Linked DNA regions of Homo sapiens: region 2 is linked to region 1. Evidence: chromatin loops called from intact Hi-C (ENCODE). Cell type or tissue: Calu3. All regions are shown on one strand. Each heading gives the region's core, and the rest is flanking DNA. Links, peaks and the distances in the headings are about the cores only. Region 1 has its middle 50 kb from the start of ADGRF4. Region 2 has its middle 37 kb from the start of ADGRF4.

Region 1 (10,823 bases), core at 3,358-8,357:
CTGGCTCACATTTCTTTTCCTCTCCACTGGCCTTTGCTATAGCCTGAAAGCCTCCGCCCCTCTCTACCCATAACTTCACCTGGCTGACTCATTCTCGTCCTCAAGTGCCTCTTCCCCTGTCAGCCCTTCCTGGCCATCTACTCTGGCCTAGCTTCTCCCTTAGTGCCACCATGGGACATGGTGCACAAGACCGGCACCATCTCATCATCTAGGTTTTAGTTTAAATGTCATCTCCTCAGGGAAGCATTCTCTGAAGTGGCAATCATTATTTACCTACCCCAGTCCACACTGCCTTCTTCCTTGCCCAAAACTCAGATTGGATGACCCATGATTATTTTGAATGAATTGTGGTAATATAGATCTTCTTCGCTGGTCACTAAACTACATGTAGGCAGGCCACCATTTCTGTTCGATGAATTTTAGGGGGAAGTCTGCTAGGGGGTGTGAAAGCTTCTAGAAAGAACCTTTCCCTGATAATTAAAACAGCTACACTAGGAAGAAAAAATGTTATCTTGTCCCCATTCTCCCACCCCTTTTTCTCTTCTGGCTTTGGAAATTGAGAGGGTGTAGTATCTGCAGCTATGGCAGTCATTCTGCAGCCATGAGGAAAACATCAATGTGTTGCAAATGGGGGAACAGAGACATGGAAAAACTCTTGATCTTTGATGACATGACTGAATTACTAAATCCACACTGGGATCAATAATCTCTGCGCTCTTAAAATATATAATTAATAGCTCGAGGGCTTAAGCCACTGTTAGGCTTTCTGTTACTGTGGCCAAAATAGCTTAATTTGGCCAGGCTCAGTGGCACACGCCTGTAATCACAGCACTTTGGGAGGCTGAGGCATGTGGATCACCTGATGTCATCAGATCTGACATGGCAAAACCCCATCTCTACAAAAAATACAAAAATTAGCTGGTCTTGGTGGTGCACTCCTGTAATCCCAGCTGCTCAGGAGGCCGAGGCATGAGAATCACTTGAGATTGTGCCACTACACTCCAGCCTGGGCAACAAGAGCGAAACTCCGTGCCAAAGAAAAAAATATATAGCTTAATTTATACTCTTAACATTCAATCTAAGGTAACACCCGTCATTCTCTATAACATTTCACTGTTTTCCTCAATCTATCACTAGTCAAAAGTATCATGTTTAGTGGTGTGCTATTGGTCAATTGATGTATCTCACTAGAAGGTAAGGACCACGGAGGTAGGGACTTTGTAATTTTGTCACTGCTGTATTTCTGTCACCTAGAACAATGCCTGGCACTCAGTAGGAGTCCAATAAATATATGTTACATAAGCGATTGGATGAAAGAATACTTCTGTTGTCAATTCTTTGTTTTTTAAATCAGACTGTGGGCTCTTCAAAGTCAAAGAATTCATATTGTATTTTTATTTCCTCAAAACCCAATAGACTGCTTGGCATATAGCTGGTAATTATTAAATGTTCTATGAATGAATACACATGTTCCCTATCTTTTCTTCAATAGTCACCCAGCATATGACTCGTGGTCATTCAGTATTGGACATCTATTGGAAAAGGTGATTGATAAAGGAATTCTGAACTGTTGTTTCATGAGTATTTAGCTTACAAGAGAAATTTATGATATGATCTTAACCTGGCAAAACATCTTAGAATAGCCATGTGGACCAAAATTGCAGATTAAACTCTTCCAGTAATGAATAGCTGATCTCCACAGGAGGCAATTTTTCTAGTCACATTGCAATTGTATTTTTCCCTAAGTAGGCCAAAATATGCCTGTTTGTTATTGACAGCTACTGTCAACTTTACAGTCCTCTCTCAAGTTTATTCATCTTTAAAACCCAAACCTGAAACAAATGCCCTCTCCATGTCCGTACACAAGCAGTTGAATTTGGCAGGTATAAAATTACAGAACAAAGCCATCTACCATGCCTCATTCACCGTAAGGTGCCATTGATTATGATATTCCCATTGTTTTATGAACCATAAAGAAAACAACGGTGGCAATTAAACTATGAAACAATGCGAGGAAACCAACAATACTAGGAAACTATGGAACAGTGCTAGAATGCATCCCAAATTCTGAGGTTGAAACATGTGCATCTTAGAATTGATAAAATATAACATGGTAGTTTCACTTTAAAATAATAAATACAAAATTCCACACAGCTGGTCAACCCTGATATGATTCACTGGCCGGCTCGTTTTTCCATGATCCTGGATGACTAATTACATTCATTGGCTCTCCTCAAACGGTTGATGCAACTCTTCCCCAGCCTCACCTAATATTTTACAGAGAAAATCAAAGCCACCAGATGAGGATTTTATCTTCTTCTCGCCCCTAAACCCACGTTCCATCTGCATGTGCTCCAGCCTTCTCCTCCTTCTTTCCTGTCATGTGAGAGGGAGTCTCTGTCGTCCTGTCAAAATTAGTCCCTTCAGAGGAGCTCTGTCCCTATCTCCTCAGACATTCTTAAGGGCTGCATTTCTTTAGATTTTCTTCCTGTTTCCTGCACCATCAATCTCTCCCTCTACTATGGATAATGCTATTGATGTTTAAATATGCTCAAGTATCTTCCTTCCTCAGACAAAACAAAGCAAAACAAAAGTCTCCTTCGTTTTTTTGTCCTCTCACTGAGTCTGCCTCAAGTCTCTCTTCCTGGCTAAACCTTCTGAAAACTGTCCGCACAAGCTGTCTCCACTTCTATCCTTGCTGTTCTCATGCTCTTCATGCCATTGAAACCAATTGTATAAAGGTCACCAATGTTCTCCATCTTAACAGTTCTATAATTAACTCTGCCCTCATTTTGCTTGACATCTCGGCAGCACTCAATTCAGTTAACCATTTCTCTCTTTTTTGAAATATTTCCTTCTTTAATTTTTATTTTTTAAATTGTGGTTTAAAAATAATGCAAAATTTACCCTGTTAATTAAGTGTACAGTTCAGTAGCATTAAGTATATTCATATTGTTTTGTAACAGGTCTCTAGAACTTTTTCAGGCAATACTGAACAACTCCCCACTTCCTCCTCCTCCCAACCTCTGGCAACCACCTTTCTACTTTCTGTTTCTGTGAATTTGACTACTTTAAATAACTCATATTTGTGGAATCATACAGTAGTTATCCTTTTGTGACTGGCTCATTTCACTTAGCATAATGTCCTCAATACTAATTCATATTGTGACATATGACAGGGTTCCCTTCTTTTTATGGCTGAATAACATTCCATTTATATATCTGTCACCCTTTCCTTATCTACTTATCTGTCAACAGACATTTGGGTTGAGGAAACACCACTCTTCTTAAATTTGTATGTACCTCATTTTACTATTTCCTGTATGATCTCTTCTCTACCAGAATTCTAAGTGTTGGAGCTTCTTAGACCTTCTCCTCATCCCTCCTCCCCTCCATACCCCATTCCTCCCTTCTCTCCTCTCTCCCTTTCCCTGGAGGAGCTCACCCACTTCCACAGCTTGGATGTCCAGGCCACACTTCTCTTCTAAACTCCACATTCACACGTCAGCAAGTCCTGTGGTTTCTACCTCAAAATATATCTCACATCTGTCCATTTCTTTATACAGTCATGAGCCACAAAACGATGTTTCAGTCAATAGACTACATATATACTGGTGGTCCCATAAGATTATAACACCTTATTTTTACTGTACGTTTTCTATGTTTGGATTTGTTTAGATATACAAATGGTTATCATTGTGTTACAGTTGCCTACAGTATTCAGTACAGTAACATGTCGTACAGGTTTGTAGCCTAGGAGCATAGGCTATATCATACAACCTGAGTGTGTAGTAGGCTATACCATCCAGGTTTGTGTAAGTGTACTCTGTGATGTTTGCATGATGACAAAATCTCCAATGACACATTTCTCAGAAAGTATCCTCATTGTTAAGTGACACATAACTACATCTCCATCCAGTCCCAACCATCTTCCTCTCTGGCCTGTACTAACACAAACACTTTCTAATTGTTCTCTCTGCTTTCACCCTTACCCCCTTTCAATCTGTTTTTCAGAAATCTTGTAAATATATATTCAGTCACATGGCGTCACAGATTAAAAACTATTCTCATTACACTTAGGATAAGATCTGTGTGCCTCATGTGGCCTGCAAGGCCCGCCTGACGCAAGACCTGCCTGCCTCTTCACCCTCCTCCTGGGCCTTTTCTACCTCTGTCCATGCTCAACCAAGTATAAGGGCTTCCAATCAGCTCCTGAAACTTACCAAATGCCTTTCTACCTCAGGGCCCGTGTATAGCCTGTTTATTCTGCCTGGGATCACTGTGCATATCTCGTTCTCCCCAGCCCCTCACCTTACTGCTTTCTTCCACACACACACCCCACATTCTTTGTGCGACTGGCTATTTCTCCTCTCCAGGGTGCAATAAAAACTAACATGAGGAAAGAGAGCCTTAGGAAAGTGTGGATCTTGCCTCGTGTGACCCTGAGACTGAGGGCTTCCTTCAATGCTGTGTCATAGGCCCCACCTGCCTCACCCTAATCCAGCCTTGCTTCTCTCTCGGGTCTTAGCTTCAGTACCTCCCATGGAGGCCTTCACTGCCCATTCTCTCTAAGAGGTCTCCCCATCCTTCCAACCCACCAACTCCATAATCCTAAATTACTGTGCCCTGTTTGACTCCCTTAGTTCATGTATCTCTATTTATAATTATTTACACAGTTGACTCTTGAACAACATGGGGGTTAGGGGTGCCGGCCCCCACATGCAGTCAAAAATTTGTATATAACTTTTGACTCTCTCCAAAACTTAACTACTTATAGCCTGCTGTAGACCAGAAGCGTTACCAACAACGTAACAGTCAATTAACACATATTTTCTATGCTGTATATATATATTATATACTGTATTATTACAATAAAGTAAGCTAGAAAAAAGAAAATGTTATTAAGAAAATTAAAAGGAAGAGAAAATATATTTCTATTCACTAAGTGGAAGTGGATCATCATAAAGGTCTTCATCTTTGTTATCTTCACACTGAGTAGGCTGAGGAGGAGGAAGAGGAGGGGTTGGCCTTCCTATCTCAGGGGTGGCAGAGGCAGAAGAAAACCCAAGTATAAATGGGCCTGCACAGTTCACACTTGTGTTTTTCATGGCTTAACATTTTGGGATTGTCTCTTTAGCCTCCCTCTCCCAGGAAAATAAGAGCTGTACACACACAATAGTGTTTGTTTGGTTTTGAATGAATTTAATAGTTACAATTACTTTAACCATCCATCCATCCATGAGTGAACATGGCTTCAAACTCTCATCAATCTTCTGTTCATCTTCTTCTGCCTTCTGAATGGAGGAGGGGAAAAGGGAGGAAGGAAAAGGGTTACCACAGGACTCATATGGAAAATAAGACTTCTGTGGGTTTCTTTAATTTCCAAGGGTAAAGGATAATGCAAGGTCTACTAGACCCAAGATTCTTGAAAGGATCCAGAGAAATTTTAACATTTAAGCCAATATTCAAGATGCAAAGGTAATTTGATATGACATACATAATGTTGCTCTTCATACATAAGAAAAACATCTCACTTTTAACATGTCAACTGCCCAGAAGACCACCAGAAAAATCCATTGATCAAGCAAAGTTAAGGCTGTTAGATGTATTGTACATAGTAAGAGATGCCACTACCTGGGCAGTCTTAGTAAGTTTCAGAAGTAGGAAGTCGAGGGAGGATATTCACAGGGTTTTCAAGTCTTAAAAACTAGGAAACTAGTTGGGGTTGGGCAGAGTTCATGACATAATGGCTTGGATCAGTGTGCACTGCATGGACAAAGGCTTGAGCAAGTTGTGATAAGCAAGCTGTTACTCTTGATCATAATGTAGCAGGGCAAGCTGCAGACAAAACCCCTCAAACACCGAGTTAAAGAAGGAAGGGCTTTATTCAGCCAGGAGCTTTGGCAAGACTCACATCTCCAAAAACTGAGCTGCCTGAGTGAGCAATTCCTGTCCCTTTTAAGGGCTTACAACTCTAAGGGGGTCCACATGAAAGGGTTGTGATCAATTGAGCAAGCAGAGGGTATGTGACTGGGGGCTGCATGCACTGGTAATCAGAACAGAACAGAACAAGACGGGATTTCTACAATGCTTTTCCATACAATGTCTAGAATCTATAGATAACATAACCGGTTAGGTCAGGGGTCAATTTTTAACCAGGCCCAGGGTGTGGCGCCGGGCTGTCAGCCTGTGGATTTCATTTCTGCCTTTTAGTTTTTACTTCTTCTTTCTTTGGAGGCAGAAATTGGGCATAAGACAATATGAGGTGTAGTCTCCATTATTCCCCCACCTTTGAGAACCTCACTCATTAGTGGGAGTTCTCACTTTCATCCTCACTACCCATGTCTTCTTACAAGACAGATCGATAGTGATTCATGTAGTACACTTGTGCTGAAGTATTTTGATGGACTAAGGTAGTAACAAAACTTTTTATTACTTGAAGGAGTAAACGCAGCACACAGGGAAGCAACAAGCAGGTTCCTATTACTATTATAATTTTTATTATAGGAGTTTTAAATCCTCCTACTGCTGGAAACCATTTTCCAAACATGGACCTAGGATTAAACCTATGCCACTCCTGCATGGGCACATGTGCCAGCTTTGTTATATGTTTAACTACATCTTTAACTACTTGCCCTTGGTCATCTATGTGCAGACAGCAATTGGTCAGGTTAAACTTTCCATAGACCTCTCTTTCAGCTGTTAGCAAGTAGTCTAGGGCTAGTCTATTTTTATAGATAGCATTTCTCATCTGAGTTTCTTGCCAGGCTAAAACAGTTAAAGCTCTGCCAGTTTTATTAGTGATTATTTCTAAGACAGCTTGTAACTGTATGATTCGGTTGAGCATATAAATGGGGGTTCAGTATCCTTATGAACCATCTTGTGCTCAAGTGGCAGACCCATAGTACTATATGATTCTTTCAGGGGGCCGCTCGTCATCTTTCCAGTCACCTATAACTATGCTTCTCTTTTCTCAGGAAGCATAGACAGGGAAGCCTAGGAGCTCACCTGTTTTTATGGGCAGTAGGAAAAAGGATGGTTTAATGGTGCCAATAATACAACTACCTGCCTATTGGTCAAGTAACTTGGCATAGGCTCTATGCCCACATATCCGGTATAATCCAGTGGAGGCTGTCTAGTCCCGATGGGACTCCAGGTGGGTCCACATTGTTTGCAACTTTGGAAATTTACTAAAGGATTTTTCTCAGTGTGGTTTGAACTCCACCAGGTGGCTGTTTTTGTAGTGCTATTATATGGTTTTTGCCCAAGGCAGCTGAGTCTTCCTACAGGAAGGGTGAAGTCCTTCCCCACTCATGCTATACGGTATTGTCTATGATTTAGGCTTTTTGAGCCGGGAATTCATCAGGAACTGGGTCTGTAGGTAATACTTCTTGGGCTTCCCATGGTCTTTGATCTCCCATTACAGTTCCTCCACATACATAACATGAAGTGACATTGAGAGACTGGGCTACATGCTTGGCTAATTGCAAAAACAAATTTCTTGTTTTTCCTGGAATTTCTGGTACTGGCACATTCAGTTCATCATAGAAGGTTTGAAATACCGGTTCAGGAGCGCATTTATAAACTTCTCCTCAAACCATGATATTTACTCGAGGATCCAGTCCAGCCCCATCGATTCCTAGGGTTACACGCTCCCCTTTTTTCTAGCGAGGATCAAGGGGGTTGGTTATTTAGTAATAACTCAGGGGTTACACTGACCACTGATACAGGAAGGGCCACTTTTCCCTTTTTGAAGGTGAACAGGATCCTTTTCATTTTTTATCCAAGTAGCCTAAATGACACAAGACCAGTACACATTCATTTTCACACAGTCCTAATTCAGGACAAATGTACTTATTTTCTGCCATATAGCCTCTTTCCTTATTAAGAGAACCACATCCTATTCCTAACTTATTATTATTAATGACAGTACAGGCATCAAATTTCAAGGTGACTTGTCTGGGCACCCCTTTTTCTTCTGTTTTGGCTAACACTTAACTCATATCATTTATGAGCCCCCACCAGTCCTCAGTCCTTAATCTTGTTTCAAAAACTGTGGTCATGGGAGGCTCAGATGGGTCATAACACACATCAGGTTGGTCATTTCCTGGGCTACATACCTTGTATAGAATAGCATTATACAAATGAGTTCTTTTTAGACTCCTGGTACACTTATAATAACCATAAAATAAGAGGACTGTAGCAACTTTTTGTCCTACCTCAGTGGCTTGATGTACACACTGGGAACAGTCCTCAGTCTGAGGAAGGTCAGTTGAAATCCTTAGTGTACAAGTCCAAATTTTAAGGAAAATGAGCCCACGATGAGTTTTCTCATGCTTCAGTCATACGTGGACTAGTCAGCTTATGGGTGTGACTGGAGCAGGGCTTGTCGTCTTCTTCAGAGTCATTTTGCAGAGGTTGGCGAAGCTGCTCCCGTCCACGTACAGCTCACAGTCTGCTGATGTTCAAGGATGGTCTCAGAGGTTGGACTCACTAGAATAAACTGAGTCCAATACCTCTACACAGTTATGTTTAACTGGGCTCTCTGATACCAGCAGCAAGGTGGCAGGGTTTAGGGTGCTGCAAACTTCAGTGGTTATGCGGGGATTTTCACATAGCAAGCTTTGGTACTTGGTTAATCTAACATTTGTTAGCCAATGATGTCATTTGGTATTCATCAAAGTTACCACAGCATGGGGGGCCTTTATATTCAGGTTTTGCCCAAGGGTTAGTTTATCTGCTTCTTGTGCTAACAGGGCTGTTGCTGCCAGCCTTAGACATGGGGGCCAGCCTTTGGAAACCCCGTCTAGTTGTTTTGAGAGATAGGCCCCTGGCCTTGGCCAGGGCCCCACAGTCTGGGTTAAAACTCCAACTGCCATTTCACACATAGAGTGTAAAGGGTTTTGTCAGGTCAGGTAGCCCCAGGGCTGGGGCCGACATTAGTTTTTCTTTTAACTCATGAAAAGCTCATTGCTATTGGTTGTAATAGATGTAGTTTATCCAATCTACATTTTTATTAACTGTCACCCACCAAAATATTGACTCAAATCCTGCAGCTATTTGATTTCAAGCTTTAAATTGATCTGGTATTCCCCATGGGACTCCAATTGCATCTAAATAGATATGAGAGTCGAAAGACCCATAAGGGGCTTCTCTCGCTTTATGATGTCTTATTTTCTCTCCCTCTGGTTGATGAAATGCCAGGGTGGAAGGGACGGCCAATTGGACTAAAGCAAAAGTGACACTCCAGTTATTCAGCAGAGTGCCCAGTAAAGGTTTACCACAATACCACCACACATCCGCTGGGGGATGAACAAGGGCTGACTGATTGATAAGCTCTTGAAAATTCTCAAGCTCACTGCATCCTTTCAGGTCTCCAAGGAATGCTAAGTTTCCTCCCTGTCGTGAGAGACACAAAGCAAACTTAGTGTTGGGAGACAGAAGCTGGATGGCCCTCGGGGACTGACCTGCAGGGTGCCAGACTTCGGGATATAGCAGAGAAAGCTTGGCATGACTTATTACTCCAGGCTGTACAATCCTGGAAAAGAACTAACATGCAGCCCACACCTGGTCAACAGGAGGACCACCTTAGTGGAAAGGGGAAAATCTGGGTCTCTGGCCTGCCATGTGCACAAGCATAACAATTGCTTTTGTTTAACATGTGGACAGAATATTTGATCCATTCCAACCAGGCATTTGTATCTTGGTATCCTGTCTTAATTACCAAAGTTTGTTTTAAGTCTTTAATTTCTATGATCCTCTATAAAATGAAGGTATGATATTAGGAAATGACAAAAACTGGTTGGGGCAGTCCATCCTTGCTCTTTAGTGGTCCACAGAACATTGGACCAACTATAGCATAAAAGCTCTACATTGTGGGGCAAGACTCCTCATTGTCACTGGGGTCTTTATTGAAATCTCCCTGGATTAAATGGTCCCAGTTTACTAATGCCCAGTCTGAGGAGAGTCAGGAGGGACAGAGGTACTTTTCTGAAGTAGAGAGCTGTCTTTGACTTGGCAAGTTCCCACAGAGTATAACAAGGCAAGCATTAAATGCAATAGTTTGAGGTGAAATTGACTTGGTTATGTTAATAACTAGTCAGCAATAGAGCGAGGAAAGAAGAAAGACTAATAGAATAGATGAAGGAGTTAAACTTTTCTTAGCTTTAGTTTGGTAGGGTTTTCCCCTAGGACTGTGGCCTACGACTCTGGAGGGAGTGGTGCTTTGACTCGGGTGTGATGAATCCATCACTTGTTCACTATACGAACAGCAGTCTCAGTGGTTAGCAGCACAAGGTAGGGTCCTTCCCAGGCTGGCTTGAGTTTTCCTTTTTTCCACCCTTTGATGAGAAGGTAATCTTCAGGCTGGTTTACTGGAAATTCTATTGGTGGTAACTGTGCTAAAAGACTTTTAGTTTTGAGGGAAAGGAAAGTGGAAGATAAACCAAGTATATAATTTCTAAGAAACTGACATTTTGTTTTAAATGTGGGGACATCAGCAGTGGACTTTATAGTCCTTGGTGCCTTCTTACTGATAAATTTCCTTTAGCACCTATTTTTATTAGTTTTTAGACCAAAGAAAGCCAAACATCATTTTATATTTAATAATGCTTCCTGTATGATTTTTATACCAGATAAGCTAAATTTCACGTTTGTATTAGTGTGTTATTAATGTTAAACTTAATTTTAATAAAACTTTGTAGACATATTTATTCAATTTTTAATGTCAGACCATAAGGTGAGATTTTTATAGACTCTTTTTAACCTTTTATAATCTTTGTTAGAGAGCAGGTCAGTGCTTTAAGAAAAACCCATTGTGTTTT
Region 2 (10,823 bases), core at 3,513-8,512, 87 kb before region 1:
TGATGCCCTCAACCCCCATCATTCTGAAGAAAGACAAGTGCAACCAACCTGCTTCTCCAGAGATCTCCCAAGACATCAACAATGGGGTCAAGGAAAACAGACACCCTTAGGGTAAGCCCCACTGCCCCGCAGAGGAAGAGAGAACTAGTATACTTGCTCTAAGAACTCACCTCCCGTTGACCTACAACCTTACCTACCCCCAGCATCAGTGTAAAGAGGGGGCTCTAGAAACTCACCCTCTCTGGCCCCCTCTAGTCAGAGCCTCACCCCACCCTCTCCTTTGGATCCACATTATTCACTTTATTCCTGTTTATGAAAACCACCTCAAAAGCCCCAAACTGCAAGGCCACCCCTCATCTCCCACATTGTGAGGGTCTGCTCATCCCCATTCTGTCCATCTCTTCCACCTTTCCCCCAATTCTGAGATCCTTCCATTGTGCTATTTGGATTCCTAGCAAATCACAGAGGACAAATCCCCCTTATTGCCATCTCTTCTCTGAATGTTCTCTCACTTTCTTGTTCTTCAAACAGAAATCAGGTCCTCGGGAGTCTTTCCACCCCACTGACACCCATGATTCATTGATTCTTAAATCTCGTTGCTGTCCACTGCTCCTGCCCTTCTTGGTGGTTTCACTCCCCTCCTTATGCAGCTGAAACTTCATAGTTAATCCTTTGCATGTACCCTTTTGCCCTTAACCCTCTCTCATTTGCTCCCACTTCCTTGGCAAACCACAAACTTGGCTAAATCCAACATGACATTCCCTGCAGCCCACTCTAGCAGTGGCTGATTTTCCCCCAGACCTGGAAGGGACTAAGTGTCCTCCTTGGCTGCCCACAACCTCCATTGCTGCTTTTGGGCTGTTCTCTTTCCTTCAATTCTGAATTTCACTGTAACTCTCATCTGCTGCCCCCAAGTTCTGCCTCTGCCTCCTTGTTTTCCATAGGAACTCATGGTTCACCGTCACTTCTTACTATTTTGGTGCTAATCCTTAGTCATTTCAATATACATGTAACTGAGACTTTTAACGCCTGGACTACCCCCATGGTCATACTCTAAGACCTCATGATTACCATCCTTTACAGAGCTGTGCACCCTTCACAGCCTCAGGTGTGTACATCCCACTCTCTGCCAGCTGCCTCCTAACTGCAGCTCACTCCCTCTAATGCTTTATGCCAACTGTCTTTCCACCACACTGACAACCAATATTCATCAATTCTTAAATCCCTTTACTGTTCACTGTTCCTTGGTTCCTTGATGGTTTCGCTCCCCTCTTTACGCAGCTGAAACACCATAGTCAACCTTTGCATGCACCCTTTATGCCCTTATCCTCTCTCATTTGCTCCCACTTCCTTGGCAAACCACAAACTTGGTTAAATCCAAATCAGCACCTTCTCTGCCTACAATCTCTTTAAATTTGTGACCACTAAATCAAGTGGCCTCTTTATGCTGCCCAGCAGTCATAAGATACCTTGCTTTCCAAAGTGACTATTCCACACATTCTCTTCTCCTCTGAAATTCCACACTTCCTCCCCCATTCTTATTCTCAGCCAATGATCTTTCTTCTATTTCTCTGAGAAAATAGAAGCAAATGGAAGAGAACTTCCACAGACTCCCACCATCACTGCTGCTCACCACCAGCATCTATGTTCAATGACTCTGACTTTCTACCTGTTACCAGAGCTGATCCTCTGCAAAGCCAGCCCTGACCCTTGGGTACTAGATCATAGCTAAGGGAAGTTTTACATTGCAACTCATTAATTTTTCCTAGCTGCAAGGAGCTTCTAAAAGAATTTGAAAAGGACATTTCATAACAGTTTGTCAGTACAGGAGATTTTACTATTATTAATATACACAACAGATCACAGTGAAGGAAAGACTTGACTTGGGTGGCCATGACAGCTGACTGTGGGCAGCCGTGAAGTAATGGAAAGAACACCAGTTAGGTGTTTCAATGCTAGTGAGTTTAAAGTGACCTTGGGAAATATTCCAGAGTTATAACAAACTGAGTTTGAATCATAATTCTGCTACCAACTGGCTTTACTATTTGGACAAATTATAAAGGCCTTTAGTTTCCTGTACATAACAGTACTGCCTCATGTGTTGTATTGAGGACTAAGTGCACAGAATCATATAAAATGTTTTTTTTGTTTGTTTTTTTTTTTTTTTTTTGAGATGGAGTCTTGCTCTATCGCCCAGGCTGGAGTGCAGTGGCGCTATCTCTGCAAGCTCTGCCTCCCAGGTTCACACCATTCTCCTGCCTCAGCCTCCCTAGTAGCTGGGACTACAGGTGACTGCCACCACACCCGGCTAATTTTTTTTTTTTTTGTATTTTTAGTAGAGACGGGGTTTCACTGTGTTAGCCAGGATGGTCTGGATCCCCCTGACCTCGTGATCCACCCACCTTGGCCTCCCAAAGTGCTGGGATTACAGGTGTGAGCCACCACACCCAGCCTAAAATGTTATTGAAATATATAATTTTCATGTTTAGTTTCTTCTTGATGTGTTCATTTTACATGGTTAAAAAGTAAAAATATTTTAATATCATTTCCATGCCATGGAAAGAAGAAAAGTGACCAAACCTTGCCCCAGCCCCCAAGATGTCCATGTCTTACTCCCCAGAATCTGTGACTACGTTACCTTACCTGGAAAAGAGAGTCTGTAGATGTGATTAAGGATTTTGACATGCAGAAGTCATCTTTTATTATCTGGGTGGGCCCAGTGTCATTATAAGAATGCTTAAAAGTAGAGGCTGGCGCGGTGACTCATTCCTGTAATCCCAGCACTTTGGGAGGCCGAGGCAGGTGGATCACAAGGTCAGGTGTTCAAGACCAGCCTGGCCAATATGGTGAAACCTCGTCTCTACTAAAAATATAAAAATTAGCCAGGCGTGGCAGTGTGTGCCTGTAGTCCCAGCTACCCGAGAGGCTAAGGCAGGAGAATTGTTTGAATCCGGGAGGTGGAGGTTGCAGTGAGCTGAGATCATGCCACTGAACTCCAGCCTGGGCGACAGAGCAAGACTCTGTCTGGAAAAAAAAAAAAAAGTAGAAAAGGTACTCAGAAGAGTGAGGTAGAGGAAGATTGACTACAGAAAAGGAGGTCAAAATGACTCAGTGTGAGAAAGACTCAGTGCATCCTTGCTGGCTTTGAAGATGGCAGAGCAGTGCCAAGACATGTGGGCTGCCTCTGGAAGCCGGACAAGGCAAGCAAGTGTATGCTGCCCTAGAAGCTCCAGAAAGGAACACAGCCCTGCTGACATAGCCCTGCTGACACTTGGATTTTAGCCCAGGGAGACCCATTTTAAACTTTTGACCTCCAGAACTGTAATATAATAAATATGTGTTGCTCTAAGCTACTAAATTTGTGACAATTTTTTATAGCGCTATAGGAAACTAATAAGCATGTGTGTTCAGTACAACCTATGCCTCACCCCCACTTTGCCCTGCTCCTAATGGTAACCACATTTACCATTTTCTGCTTTATTCTCCCTGTGGATATATTTTTAATAAACAAGTACATGTGTGTTTACTCTAGCTTTTTTCTTTCTTATGCAAATATTCTATGCTATATACAACAACTCTGCTCCTTGTTTTTTTTTTTTTTTACTTAACAATGCACATTCTTGTTCTTTCTTTGCCCCACAAAGTAGCCCCACCCATGACACAAGTTTTTGCAATCAAAATGTCTCCAGACCCTGCTAAACATCCCTCCCATTGAAAGCCACGTTCGTAGATGGAATAAATACCTCAATCTGGGGAAACATCTTTACAGGCTGCGGGTACAGAAGAATTTCTTTAAACACAACTTCAAAAACACAAACATAAGGCAAAATGTGGATCAATTTGATGACATCACTTAGGCAGTTGTATCGAGAATTAAACTGTAAGAGGGTAAGAGCTGAATCCAAAGGACCAACCAGGCAGTTCTTAAACTAATTTGGGGAATCCAAGGGCACACAGCAGGGAAATGGTGGAACCAGAATTCAAACCTGTAGTGTCTCATGTCATGCACACACTCTACCTCTGCTTAATATCCTTCTAGAGTGTCAACATAAGGAATATTGCAGGCTGGTAAAAGGCCTAAAAGAATTAAGTTGGCTCAAGTATTATCAAGTTTCCTTAAAAATAGGTTATGTGATGAAGTTCAGGTTTTATATTCAGAGGCTTCATAAAGTTATACACTTTCTGAAAAAAATACGATGGGAAGATCTGGGATAATGTGAACACATCTTTATACCAGGAGGAAGTGACTCATGGCTGATGGGAAAATTGAACGTTTTCAATGAATAGCAGAAAATCAGGTTAGAAGACGGAAGGGTAAAGCTATGCTTTAGTAGTTGTGTCATATAAAAATTGCAAAAGAGAGGCAGCTCTGGAGACCGTCTGAAGGAGGCTCACAGATGTTGACCCTGTTCAAATGCCACAGCCTTCAACCTGCCTGTTCAGTGGGCAGGGACGTTCGTGGCGCCTCAGCCAGAGGCCTCTGTGGTCATTAGAAGAGGGGATTCACCATCCTTCATTCTGTCCTGTGCATGCTCCACTACTCTGCATTTTATTTTATTATGGTAATAAACACACATTGTAAAATTTATTGTCTTACCCATGTTTAAGTGTATAGTTCAGTAGTCTTAAGCATATTTACATTATTTTGAAAGAGATCTCCACAACTTTTTCATCTTTTAGTGCTGGAACTATATATCCATTCAACAATTCTCTTTTCCCCCCTTCTCTGGAAACCACCATTCTATGAATCTAACTACTTTCTAGACCTCATATAAGTGATATTATGTAGTATTTGTGTTTTGTGATTGGCTCAATTTACTTGGGATAATTTTCACAAGTTTCATCTATGTTGCAGCATGTGACAGGTTTTCCTTGCTTTTAGGATTAAATAATATTCCATATTTACATATGCATACATATGTATATATAAAATATTCCATACGTGTGTGTTGCTTTCTACCTCTTACCAGTTGTAAACAGAATTGGTATGAGACCCCACTTTCAATTTTTTCAGATATATACCCAGAAGTTGGATGGCTGGATTGTATAGTAGTTCTATGTCCTATTTTTAATTTACTGAAGAATTCCCATACTGTTTTCCACAGCAATTATACCATTTTACAATCCCACCAACAATGCACAAGGGTTCCAACTTCTCTGTATTCTCGCCAACACTTGTTATTTTATGTTTTGTTTTATAGTGGTGTAAAATCAAGGAAAAATGACTGAGGCAAGTCTAGATCAATTTCGAAGTTTATTTTGCCAAGGTTAAGGATGCACAAGGGAAAAAGAGACACTAGCCACAGTTGGATCTGCAGCCCATACATTTGCCAAAGAAAGTTTGGAGACTTCAGTATTTAAAGGGGAAAGAGCAGGCAGTAGAGGAAAGAGGAAAGAAAAAGGAGGACAGTAGATAAAAGTGGTAATCGGTTGCATTCTTTTGAGGCTTTGATCACTGTTCACTGAATTCACATTTTACATGTGAAAAGAGGGGCTGGAGAAACAGTCAACTACACATTTGTGTGGCCTTCTCCTCAGTGAATCTGCATTTCTACATAAGATAAAGTAAACATAGAATAGAAGAAGCAGTCAAGTATGCATTTGTCTCAGGCAAGCAGAAGGATGACTTCCAATCTTATCCTTGTCCCTTACCTATGAATATAAGCTGTTGATTTACATTGTCAGGGTGAAATTCAACAGAATTTCTGTCTTAGAGTAAAAATCTTGGAGCCCACAAGGAATTTCATTGTAAGCAAATTGTGAGGGAGGTCCCCTGGGGAGGTAAGTGGCATTGCATCTTTGCAGCTATCTATTTGGAAACAAAACAAGAGGCAGTTTTGCACCATTCAGTTCCCAAACTTAATTCTTCTCTTTGGCATGGAGAGTTCGGGGGTGTCGAGATTTTATTTTCCTTCCACAGCAGCCATTGTAATGGGTGCGAGATATCTTGCACTTTTGAATGGCCATGGGTGCACAAGCAGGTCCAGATTCTGTATAGGAGAGGATTAGGGGTGCTTTCTGGTTAAAATAATGCTACATTTGCATCATACTTTATATAGCAGCTGAGAAAATGTAATTGTCCTTAACTAATATGGAGAGAATGGAGATTTCGTAGACCTTGTGAGGTAAGGTTTGGGTGGAGTGAAAGCCTATCACTGGCAAATGATGATTCCTAAGCAGGTCTTGTTGGCTTCGTGTTTTCTGTCATGTGTCCTTGCCATAAAATACTTTATTCCTGAATGTTTACAAGTTGAGCTTCTTTCTTCGTTGTATTATCTGGTGACCCAAATAAAAACTTCCACCTTTTATTTTTAATCATTTAACCAAAAACAATAAGCTTAGTGTCATGCTTGGAGCATTTTACTTCTGCTTTGGACAGATGTCATTTCAGCTATCACTCACTCTAAGATTTCAACCACCAGGTGGTGCCTAAGTGTTTATTAAAATCAGTTGTGTCTGCCCTGTTAGCCAAGTTTTAAGTTAATTTGCCTAATAAGTTATTTATGACTATATAGTCACAGCTACTGTATTAGTTTTTATCATTGCTGTGACAAATCACCAAAACTTATTGGCTTAAAATATCACAATGTGTTATCTTACAGTTTTGCAGGTTAGAAATCAAAAGTGGGCCTCACTGGACTAAAACCAAGGTGTCAGCTGGGCTGCATTCCTTCTGGATGCTCCAGGGAAGAATGCTTTTCCTTTCCTTTTCCAGTTTCTAATGGATACATGCATTCCTGGGCTCACAGCCCCTTCCTCCAAACTCAAAGCCAGCAGCAAAGCAGCTTTATATCTCTCTTGCCTCCCTCTTGCACTTATAAGAACACTTGTAATTATATTGGGGCTACCTGGATAACCCAGGATAATCTTACCCACGTTAAAGTCAGCTAATTAGCAAATTCAATTTCATCTGCAACCTTCATTCCCCTTTGCCATGTAACCTAACATAATCTCAGGTTTCAGGGCATGTCTATCTTCAGGGGCCATTACTTTGTCTACTACTGCTACCATAAGTTCTGGAACTTTTAACGTGTCTTGATTTTTTAATACTCTGCCCTGACATGCTAAAGTCAAACAGCATCAACATTTTTTTCTGGAGTATTCAAAGGATGGATGAATGGATGGATGGATAGATGATTTGATATTCAGACAAATGTGAGGTATTAATGTGTTTCACACATACAAATCCTATTTAACTTCATGACCTTCTCCTGCACCCCACTTGAGCTTATAGATATGAAGTGGACATTAATTCCAGCTACCATCATTACCAGGCTCAAACATCCAATTCCTAGCTTTTTAATTTTGAAAATATAAGTTTTTCAAACTTAAAACAAAAAGTTTTAAAATAATACTTGAAGATTTTTTTTTCCAGATTCAAAATGGGTTTTGGCATTCACAAAATAGGTTAGGATTCTCCTGGCTGTGGGGAGAGAAGACATGGAGAAGCAGGAAAATCATTTGCTACTGGCGAAGGTGTCTAAGACAGGTCCTGAGCTCTGGGGTTAGATCCCAGGTTGGCAGAGAGTGTAGGGAGAAAGCAGATGATAAGTTTGGGGAACCAAGAAAGGAGGAAACTTGTCCACACCCCTACCTGGGATTTTGGAATATAGCAGACAGACTCACAAACATTCAACACACTATAGTGGCAGGGGGTGTAGAGGGAAAAAGGCTGTGGGAGCTGTTAGGGGCAGAGAGGGATAAGCAACCTGACTGTGTTTCCCCTGACTTCAGAGAGACGTGAGATACCACCTGTATCCTCTCCACACACCTGAGAAAAGGACATGGAAGTTAGGAGAAAGAGAAGAGGAGAAAGAAGTAAAACAAGCCATTTGTCTAGATATAGTCATAGAAATCTTAGCAGATGCTGGGAAAGAGTGATGACTATCCCCAAAGACCAGATGGTACAGAGCCAGGGCAGATGCCCTCATAGAAACAGCAGCCCAAGATTTGAGACCTCCTTTATGCTGACACACAAAACTATGGAAGCCCCTAGAACTTAAATGGAATCTCAGGAAGAAAAGAGAGGGAGGGAGTAAGGAGGACAAATCCTGAACTGATTGAAATTCGCCTAGAGAAAATGAGTTTATTTTGAATGGGCTCAATTTATACATACATATATAATTTTGCTAAAGGTAAAGCAAGGTTTAAAATTAAGTTGAGATTTTTAAAAATTCTATTTCTTATACACATGAGTACATGGCTTGAGACTATATGTCTACTAAATACAGATAATGTCTACTAAATAGACAGATAAATAGAACTATTAAGCCATACACCTCAATTTTTTGCTCAAAACTATGCAATCATATTAATGTACTAGGTGAAAAATGATATACTTGAGAAAGCTTTGTGCATGTTAGAAAACCTAAATTTTGATTCTCAGTCACTAGCCCCAATTTTCTATCTATAACCTTTACCCTCTTCCTCATAGAAATAAGTGTTGATGTTTATGTGCATTTTTCCATATTTAATGGGCAATAAATACCAGTCACAAAGTCAAGAAGTTATTTGGGTGAGTATATGTCTAATACCATAAATCTAAAAATCTGAATTATACAATGTATATTGTGTAAGAATCTTAATCTTAGGCCTCTCCACAATTGCTCCACTAATAAAATACAATAAAAACTTAAAGGGTGAATATCAGGATTATCATTTGGTGTAGGGTATCAGCATTTGGTACCCAGCCAAAGACAAGCTCAAGTAAAGTATTTACTAAGATTAGTAATAGTATGGCTCTCTGAATTGGGAGCTGGGTGCTACTTTGAGCCTCTCCCACATAGGAATAACTGCTGGCCTCTTCAGCATAGGAATAAAGCAAGGGTTTCATTTATCCAAAGTTAATCATGACTTAATTTCTAGTTCCTACAGTGACACCATAAGCCTCACAGTAGTGTAGGGACACTAGAGAGGTTCTCAAGGCATTATGGAGGTGCTGACTACAAAATAGGAAAATAAGGCTTGGAAAAGCTTTTTAACAAACTCAGTCTCTCTCTCTCTCTCTCTCTCTCTCTCTCTCTCTCTCTCTCTCTCATTTTTAAGGTGTTGTTTGTGCATAAAGAAATAAACACAAGGCAATACTAACAAGACATGACTTCTGTGAGCTACAGTGAAAAGAATGAAACCCTTACTCATAAATTAATCATAGAGGGAAGCTCTCCAAAAACTACACAGATATAACTCTTAGCAACTCTGTTGTCACCCACTCCTAACTCTGGCTGACAGCAGATTGTAGAGTAGTTAAGGGTCATTGTTGAACAAGTCTCAGTTTTAATCTAGTAAAGAAAACAGAAACTTGAGAAATTAGTCAGAGAAAAGTATGTCCTATGACATCCTAATTATTCATTATTTATTCAGATAATTAAATGACGTAAGAATAGTAGGACAAGAAAAATAAAGATGTGAGTATTCAAAAATAGAGGGCTGTCTTTATTCATTTAACACTAGATTGTATACATAGAAAAATCTACAGATAAGAGATTAGAAAATATAAGTAAATTTAGCAAGGCTGCTAGATGTAGGAGCAATACACAAAGAAGGAAATTTTTTTCTACATAACAGAAAAACAATTAAAAACGAATACTTTTAAAATAACAAAAATATCAAAAAACACCAAATACCTAAAAGTGAAAAATATACAAGACACAGAGAAAACTACAAAACATGTGGAGAAATTAAAGAAAACCCATTGACCAAAAGACTAAGATGGAAGGGTAAACTATGTTGATGAATTAAAGACAAAAATCTGCAAAGATATTAACTTCCTACAAATTCAATTTAATTCCAATCAAAATTCAGCAGATTGTTTTTGTGTATATTGACAAACTGTATTTAGACTCATCATTGCATAAGGTTAGGCTTAGGACAGCAAAGTTTTAAACCTAACTCTGCCTCTTTAGGCTCAGGACAGCAAAGTTTTAAACCTAACTCTGCCTCTTTCTATGTGACCCAGACCAACCGACTTCACCTATCTGAGTCTCACTTTCCACTTCTATTAAAGTGGAGATAATAATGTCTCCCTCACAGGACTCCTGTGCAGATAAAATTGGCAAGTTAAATAATGTTTTTCAGTTATCTACTCCTCATATTTCCTATTTGTCTCTCTCCTTCTGTAAACTATAAGCTCTTTGAAGACAGGGACTGGGTTTTGTTCACAATTAAAAGTCCAGCGAAGATGCTCAATAAATTTTGCATCAATAAATGTGTTTTGAAATATACAATAAGAAACAGATGGCATTTCAAGCAAATATTGTGCAAGAAGGAGCTCCTGTAGGAGATAAGAAGGGTTTCCTAGTAAGTGGGCAAGTATGTGATTAAGGTATCTGGGAGCAGACTCCTACTCAAGTCAGGGAGGGATCTGGGAATCAGTCCCTGGGGAAAAGGAAAGACTGGAGCAAAGTGAAGGCCCAGATTTATATGGACTTAAAATCAGAAAGGAGGATCAATACATGGCACAGAGTCGCTATTAGGGCTGGTACAATATGGAAAGTTGGCTCCAGGAGAATGGTGGAAGCCCTGTTACAACTGGGGCACATGATCAAAAAATAAGCAAGGAGTTTCATTAGATATTGAATCACTCAGCTCATAATGAAAAAGACTTCTTATACTTCCTTCTGAAGGTCAAAATCAGTCCTAAAGCCTAAGGCGAGGTTGATCCTGAAGTTTAAGTGAAGTGAACTTCACTAGGGAAAAACATTTCTTCAGAGATTGGGGTCTAAGCAGAATCATTACATATTGGAGACCCTTATATACACATTGATTAAAACATAAAAAAAAATGAAATAATTGTTTTCTTTAACCCTATTGGGGGGACTTTTTAT

The links. Hi-C counts contacts between places; a loop is a spot of excess contacts. Peaks named below come from ENCODE experiments on the same cell type or tissue, not always from the same donor. Only the 100,000 strongest peaks of a DNase experiment are listed, where the experiment ranks them.
Region 2: a loop joins it to region 1, with 5 times the contacts of the local background. A loop is called at or near these places in 60 of 110 quality-filtered maps.

What each region holds. Positions count from the first base shown.
Region 1 is chr6:47,643,145-47,653,967 of GRCh38, reverse strand. No RefSeq gene overlaps it. Among named protein-coding and RNA genes, the nearest start is that of ADGRF4, 50 kb to the left of the region's middle. In Calu3, for the core only: no CTCF peak of the experiment used is centred there; a DNase peak (open chromatin) is centred at 6,167.
Region 2 is chr6:47,729,952-47,740,774 of GRCh38, reverse strand. No RefSeq gene overlaps it. Among named protein-coding and RNA genes, the nearest start is that of ADGRF4, 37 kb to the right of the region's middle. In Calu3, for the core only: a CTCF peak has its summit at 6,392 (motif pointing right); a DNase peak (open chromatin) is centred at 6,424.